2 separate regions of the Homo sapiens genome follow, and region 1 is linked to region 2. A link is a contact called in ENCODE Hi-C or POLR2A ChIA-PET data. All regions are on one chromosome and are shown on one strand. Each heading gives the region's core, a stretch centred on a gene start or an enhancer-like site at or near the end of the contact. The rest is flanking DNA. Distances are from core to core; before and after follow the strand shown. Region 1 holds the start of TSPAN32 (tetraspanin 32). Region 2 holds the start of PRADX (PRC2 and DDX5 associated lncRNA).

Region 1 (2,909 bases), core at 1-2,500, 540 kb after region 2:
ACAATTCTAGGGGCGAACCAGACATAGCCAAGAGCAGCTCATCTTCCCTGGAGAGGACGGGCTGCCCACTTGCACAGCCCGGGGGCCTCCTGCCCCTAGACCTGGTACCTTCACTCTTGTTGCCACCCCTACATTCATACCTGCGCCCCAGTCTGAGCCACACCTAGGCCCCCAGCTGAAGTGACACTGTGGGTGCCAGGCATCTGAGGTCTCCACAAGCCCCCACAGACTCAGGGTGGGAATTCCTGGGGGCCAGAGCTGCAGAGGGTGCTGCCTGGGGGTGCTGGGCTGGACGGGGGTCCTGGTTGTCCCTCCTGGTTCTCCTGGTTCTCCCTCCGCAGAGGGAGGGAGGCGGTGGCCTCAGCAGTTCCTCCAGCAGCGTTCCTGAGCGGGCGGCAGCTGGGCCCTCTTCCCACAGCCACGCTGGGGTTGCCATGCCTGCAGGTCTTGGGGCCCCCTCCCCCTTGATGAGGTCCTGACCAAATGCAGGAGGAGCAATTCCAGCACCGAGGGGCGAGCAGAGCCGCCTGTTAGCACTCCTGGGAGGGCCCGGAGTGGTCCCTGAATGATGGATTCACCTGGAACATTTTCACCCTCTTCAGGCCCACCCTGCCCCAGAGGCCCACGGAAACCCTGCCTGTACTGGGGCCGCAGCGCTGCCCCCACCCATACGTAATTACACGGCTCGGTGTAATTGCAAATTCGAGGTTTACAAAGCCTCCCCCTGGAGGCCCCACGTGAGTGTGAGCGAGGCCCCAGCCCACCCCTGTGGCCCCAAGAAGGCTCTGCGACAAAATATCCATGAGTGCCGCCCACGAAGGCATTAAAACCAACGACCTTCTCAAAACTTAAGCTGTCACAGGACATTTCAAAGGGTGTTTCCTAAGAACACCTCAATAATGATGTTCCAAGGAGACCCCATCCAAATTCCTCCAAGGATTACGCCCCCAAGGCCCAGTCCACACTTGCTCACTCCCAGGACGGGGAGCTCACCTCCTCCTCCCCGGGCGCCGTCTCCTCCACATCCCACACCAGGTCCTGCCCATGACTTTCCCCCTCTCAGCGCCGTCCTCAGTGGCCACACCAAGAACGAGGCCATGTCTTCCTGGGAAGGGCCTCAGATGTCAGCAAATGCCCTGGTGTCTTGGGCTGGGCTGGGGGCACCAGGGTGAGGTGGTGGGGGGAGCCAACCTCACTGCCCCTCCCCTTCCTGCCTGCCCTTCTTCCGGGGCACCCAGCAGCTCGGTCCTAGGGCGATGTTGACAGACAGACAGAGGGGCGGATGCAGCCTACCTCCTGGGCAGTGAGCTGCGGTCTGAGGCCCCTGCCCAGCTGGAAACCACAGGGAGGGGAAGGGAGGGGAGGAGAGGAGAGGAGAGGAACCGTCATGGGGCCTTGGAGTCGAGTCAGGGTTGCCAAATGCCAGATGCTGGTCACCTGCTTCTTTATCTTGGTAACAGGCAGGTCGGGCAGGAGTGGGTGGTGGGTGGGGGTGAGCAGGGGTGAGGGGTGGCAGGGCCTCAGCACAGGGATTATCCCTCCCCTGACACACACACCAGCCCTACTGTCCCTGTCCTGCCCTTGCAGACATGTGTCCTGCCCTTGCAGACAGCCGCAGGCAGGCAGGGACCACCATGAGCAACCCCGTCTCTCCTCCTGAGGGGCAGCACAGAGCCTGGAGGAGGCCTGAGTGGGGCTGAGGCCTGGGGCGAGCTGGGGTGGAGGGGCACTGGCTGCCGGGCTCCAGGGATCTTCTCCCCTTCCTGCCCCGGAGGGTGCTGGCACAGGGGTGGGGCTCACTCCCACTCCGTAGACACAATGATCAGAGGTCCTGGGTGTCTGGGGAAGCTGGGCTGTGCGTGTATGCGTCTACCATGTGGGGGTGCCTGTGAGTGTGCTGGGGCGTCTGCAGTGAAGGCCTCCTGAGACCACTCCACGGAAACACCGGGAATCCCTGCAGCTGAGCCTGTCTCTCACGGGACCGGGAAGCTGGAGAGAGCCCCAACCCTGCCCGCTGGGGCCGAGCTCCCTGCTCCTGCAGCAGTCCCATGCCCCACACTCTGAGTCTGCCCTATCCACAGCTGCTGGGCCTCTCTGTGGCCACCATGGTGACTCTTACCTACTTCGGGGCCCACTTTGCTGTCATCCGCCGAGCGTCCCTGGAGAAGAACCCGTACCAGGCTGTGCACCAATGGGGTAAGTGAGGTCCAGGCCTGGCTGCATCGGGAGGGGCCTCGGGTGCAAGGGTGGCTGGCACGAGCCCAGCTGGACGCCTCACAGCCAGAATGGTGCCAGGCCCTAGGCAGGAGCCAGAGGTGGTCAGGGGCAGGGAGGGGCTGCCCTGGAGTCCTAGCTCCCCTGGGCAGGGCCTCGGGTCTGGGTGACAGCCAGTGTTCCTGCCTGGTTCTCGTGCCCCACAGGAGCGTGGGCACAGTGTGGGTATATGTCGGGCAGGGTCAGGAAGTGGCTCTGTGCGGTCAGGACCTGGCTCTGTGCAGTCAGGGCTCAGTCCCAGGCAGGCCTGGGACTGGCCTGGGGCTGGGCACAGCAGGTCCATGAGGGCTCCACATGGCTGATGTTCCACTCAGGACCTGGGATGTGGGTGGGGAGGGGGTGGGGGCTGCTCTAGCCAGACGCCTCCCTGCAGGGACTCAGCAGCGACTTATCCAACATCCAGAGAGCGGGAGCGAGGGCCAGAGCCTGCTGGGGCCACTCAGGGGTAAGGCTGAGGAAGGCCCCTTTAATGAGGGGATGTCAGAGCCAGATCTGCAGGGGACTCTCAGGCAGGAGCTCAGGGGGCCCAGGAAGGCTGCAGCCCGGTGGGCAGATGTAGGGAAACTGAGGCCCAGGAGGTCAGGGATACTGCCTTAGAACCCAATGCTTTTCCCCAAGTCCTAGGACCAGGGCCT
Region 2 (3,125 bases), core at 498-2,997:
CCCCAAGCCCTCGGCCTGCTGCAGGGACCCTGTGCAGCCCCAGGTCCAGCCCTCAACACCTGCTGGCACCTCAAACCCAATGTGCCAAAAAGAGCCCGATCGATCTGCCCTGTCCTCCCTCCCACTCATTGTGGCCTGACTCCGGGGACCCCTGCCCCTGTACCCCCTGGGTTTGAGGCTGTCCCTCCAGCCTGCACACAACCAGGCCCATTCCCAGACCCCTCCTCACCCTGCTGACTGCCCCGGCCACCTGAGGGCTGGGGTTGGGCTGGGATCACCGAGCCCTCCCTTTCAACCACATACCCACGGTGGGTGAACCCCACACCCTGGCACCCTCGAGTCCTGGGAAAGGCCCCAGAGGGACTCACCGACACAGTGTCCTGGCTCAGGTACCCGGAGAGGCTGCCCGAGCCATAGTGGATGTCAAACGAGGTACCATTCTTCACGTAGGTGCTGGACTTGTCGCTGTTGTACTTGTGGTGGATCCCTGCCCCGGGCGACAAGGGGGCCCGCCGGTCATCCCGCAGCCCACGCCACGGCCTTAGCCCTCCCATCCCCCTACAATCTACCATGGAGCCCGCACCCCCCAAGCTGCCTCCCCAGGGTGGGATTTGGAGGGGATCTGAGGCCCACCATCATGCCAGAGCCCCGGGACTGTGGGCTGTGACCCCGGGCCTCCCTCCCAGCCACAGCCGGCTCCCTCTGTGGCCACCCCAGCCCCAGCCCTGCTGAGAGCAAGACCACAGCTGGTGGTTCACCCAGAAAGTCAGTGGCTGGAGCAGGGTGGAGGGCTGGCCTGGCTCACGGGGCCAAGAGGCAGGAGAATTGCGTTGCCCAAGTGATTCCTGAGGCAGCCCTGCAGCGACATCCCGGAAGGGCAGGACCTGGGCGACGGGGCCAGGGTTCGTGACTCACAGCAAGCGATGTCCAGCAGTTTGCAGTGGATGGAGGGGACCCACAGGTTGGAGGAGCCCGTGTCGAAGACGACTGTGAAGCACTGGGGGGGCGTCCCGATGCCAATCTCCCCGTAGTACTGGGCCTGGCAGGGGACAGGGTCCGTCAGGGATGGGAGAGGGGGCCCCATCTCCCCACTGGGCCTCAGAAGGCCCGGCTGTCCCCAGAGCCAAGGCCCATACTGGAGGGAGGGGCATCACGGGGCCCACAGCTGCCAACAGCCACCCACTCCCACCTGCTCAGCCTGCAGGGAAGATGGGCCAGGTCCCCAGCCCTCGGTCCTAATGCCCACGGGTACTTGGGGTCTCTAGACCCCTGGCTTCTGTCACCTACCCCTGCTCAATACATGGTGAGGCTGAGGACTTCCCCACGGAAAAGACAAGGCCAGAGGTCAAGCCAGGGTGGGGACAGACGTGGCCCTCAGCCTGAGCCCCGGGTGCAGGAAAGCCCGGCCTGGAAGACTCCCCTGGTGGCCCGCAGTCCAAGGTCTGAGAAAGGAAGTGACTTCCTCCCCAGGTTGGGGCCATGTCAAGGTCTGATTCTGGGTGTCTCAGTGCCTGCCCTGCCCTCCAGGGTGAACCCCAGGCTTGGAGGGCTTCCAGGCAGAGGGGTTCAGCTGGTCAAGGGGAGAAGGTAAGCCTTACAATCACTGCCTGCCCAGCAACCCTGCCTTAATGGCCCAGGGCCTCAGTTTCCCCGTGTGTACACAGGGATAGCAGGCGCAGGTGGGGGTGCTGACTCAGGGATCAGGCAAGTACAAGGGGTCCCATGCCGCCGAGCCTCTCAGGAGGCAGAGAGTAAGAGGGTCCTGGAGTTTGGGGTCGCCTGGGCGCCCGCTTCCCCCAGGATTGGAGCCTGGGCCACCGTCAGCCACCAGATTCCTGGCACCAGCCCAGCCCAATGTTTCTCCAACCGCCTGGCTTCACGGAGCAGCAGCAGCTGCTGACTCATGGCCCCACAGAAGTGACCACTGGCAGGGGGACACTCAGCAAATTTCCATGTGTGTGTGTGCATGTGTGCGCATGCGTGCATCTGCTTGCTCGCGCGCTAGGACAATCAGGAACTGGCCAGTCGGGACCAGGCACACGGCGCCTGGTTCCCCCCAGGGCCCCCCTGGCCCAGTCACATGCCTGTGAGTCTTGGGCTTCCTGTCACAGCCAGGACTCGGGCCAAGCAGGACAGAGGGCAAGGCTCCCCCACAGTGGGCCAGAGCCCCGAGGCTGGACAGTAGGCCCTGGCCTCGAACTGACCCCATAGAGCTGGGACCAGGCTGACCAAGCCCCAGCTTGCTAGGTGGCTTCCAGAGTGCTCCACCTTGGATCCTGCTTCCCCCTGAAGGAGTAGTGGGCACAGGAGGGGCTGTTGCGAGAGGAAGAAGATGGGGAGGGGCTGGGGAGGCCACGAGTCACCACAGGCCTCCCAGCAGGACAGCAGTGAAAGGCTCCAGGTCAGCCGGCCACACTCAGGCAGGCCCAAGGACCGCCCCCTCAGGCGAGCTGGCACCAAGGCCCGAGGCCACTCCCAATCACCCTCCCAGGCCCTAGCAGGACCAAGACCCTGCAATGACAGGGGCCAGTGGCAGGAGGTTCCAGAATGGGGAAGAAAGGAGTGTGGCTGAGCCGGGACGCCACCGTGGCCAGGTGAGCCACTCAAACTGCGCTGCTGAGAACAGGAGGTGGGAATGTTCCCCATACTGCCACGGAGCTCTCCTGACAGTGGCTCCGCTTGCAGCAGGGCTAAGACCTCATACTCACGTCCATGTAGTTCTTGAGCACCTCGGGAATGGGCCCCTCGGTCACGGCTGGCACCGCCTGGGAGTACTTTGAGACGGGGCCTTTGGCAATCAGGTCCTCCACAGAGCCCCCAACCTCCGACATGGTCCGGCGGATGGACGTGAACTTGTGCAGCGGGATCCTGTCAACCACGGGTCGGGGCATATCAGGGAGGCCCTCCCGCCTGCCGGCCGACGCTGCCAATGCTGCACATCCACCTGGAGGCCCCTGGGGAATCTCAGAGTCGCCACAGCCAAAACCAAACTCCTGCCTGTCACCTGGAAACTGCTGGCCCAGCTCCCCCAAGTCAGTGAATGGCAACCCATTGCCCCCCGCCAGGTTGCACAGGCCACAGTCCTAAGAAGTGGTCACCCGCCACCCACCTCAGCCCCACACACC

Evidence for each region. A loop is a pair of places that touch in the nucleus more often than their neighbours do. ChIA-PET counts read pairs that join two places held with the same protein, here RNA polymerase II (POLR2A). Pooled maps may share reads with other maps.
Region 1: a map of heart right ventricle shows a loop between it and region 2 (9-fold over the local background). The contact joins the promoter of TSPAN32 here to the promoter of PRADX in region 2. A Hi-C loop is called at or near these places in 2 of 168 maps with a recorded cell type or tissue (heart right ventricle and naive thymus-derived CD4-positive, alpha-beta T cell) and 4 of 50 pooled maps. POLR2A ChIA-PET finds 5 or more read pairs at or near these places in 2 of 52 experiments (HEK293 and naive thymus-derived CD8-positive, alpha-beta T cell).

Annotation. Positions count from the first base shown.
Region 1 is chr11:2,300,763-2,303,671 of GRCh38, forward strand. It overlaps TSPAN32 (tetraspanin 32), which reads left to right and starts at 1,251. Exons shown (of 10, transcript NM_139022.3): 1 at 1,251-1,453; 2 at 2,082-2,196. The coding sequence starts at 1,388. C11orf21 (chromosome 11 open reading frame 21) reads right to left here and starts at 1,156. Exons shown (of 4, transcript NM_001329958.2): 1 at 994-1,156. The coding sequence starts at 1,046.
Region 2 is chr11:1,758,601-1,761,725 of GRCh38, forward strand. It overlaps PRADX (PRC2 and DDX5 associated lncRNA), which reads left to right and starts at 1,748. Exons shown (of 2, transcript NR_182291.1): 1 at 1,748-2,594; 2 at 2,719-3,125. It overlaps CTSD (cathepsin D), which reads right to left. Exons shown (of 9, transcript NM_001909.5): 2 at 2,709-2,868; 3 at 916-1,039; 4 at 369-487.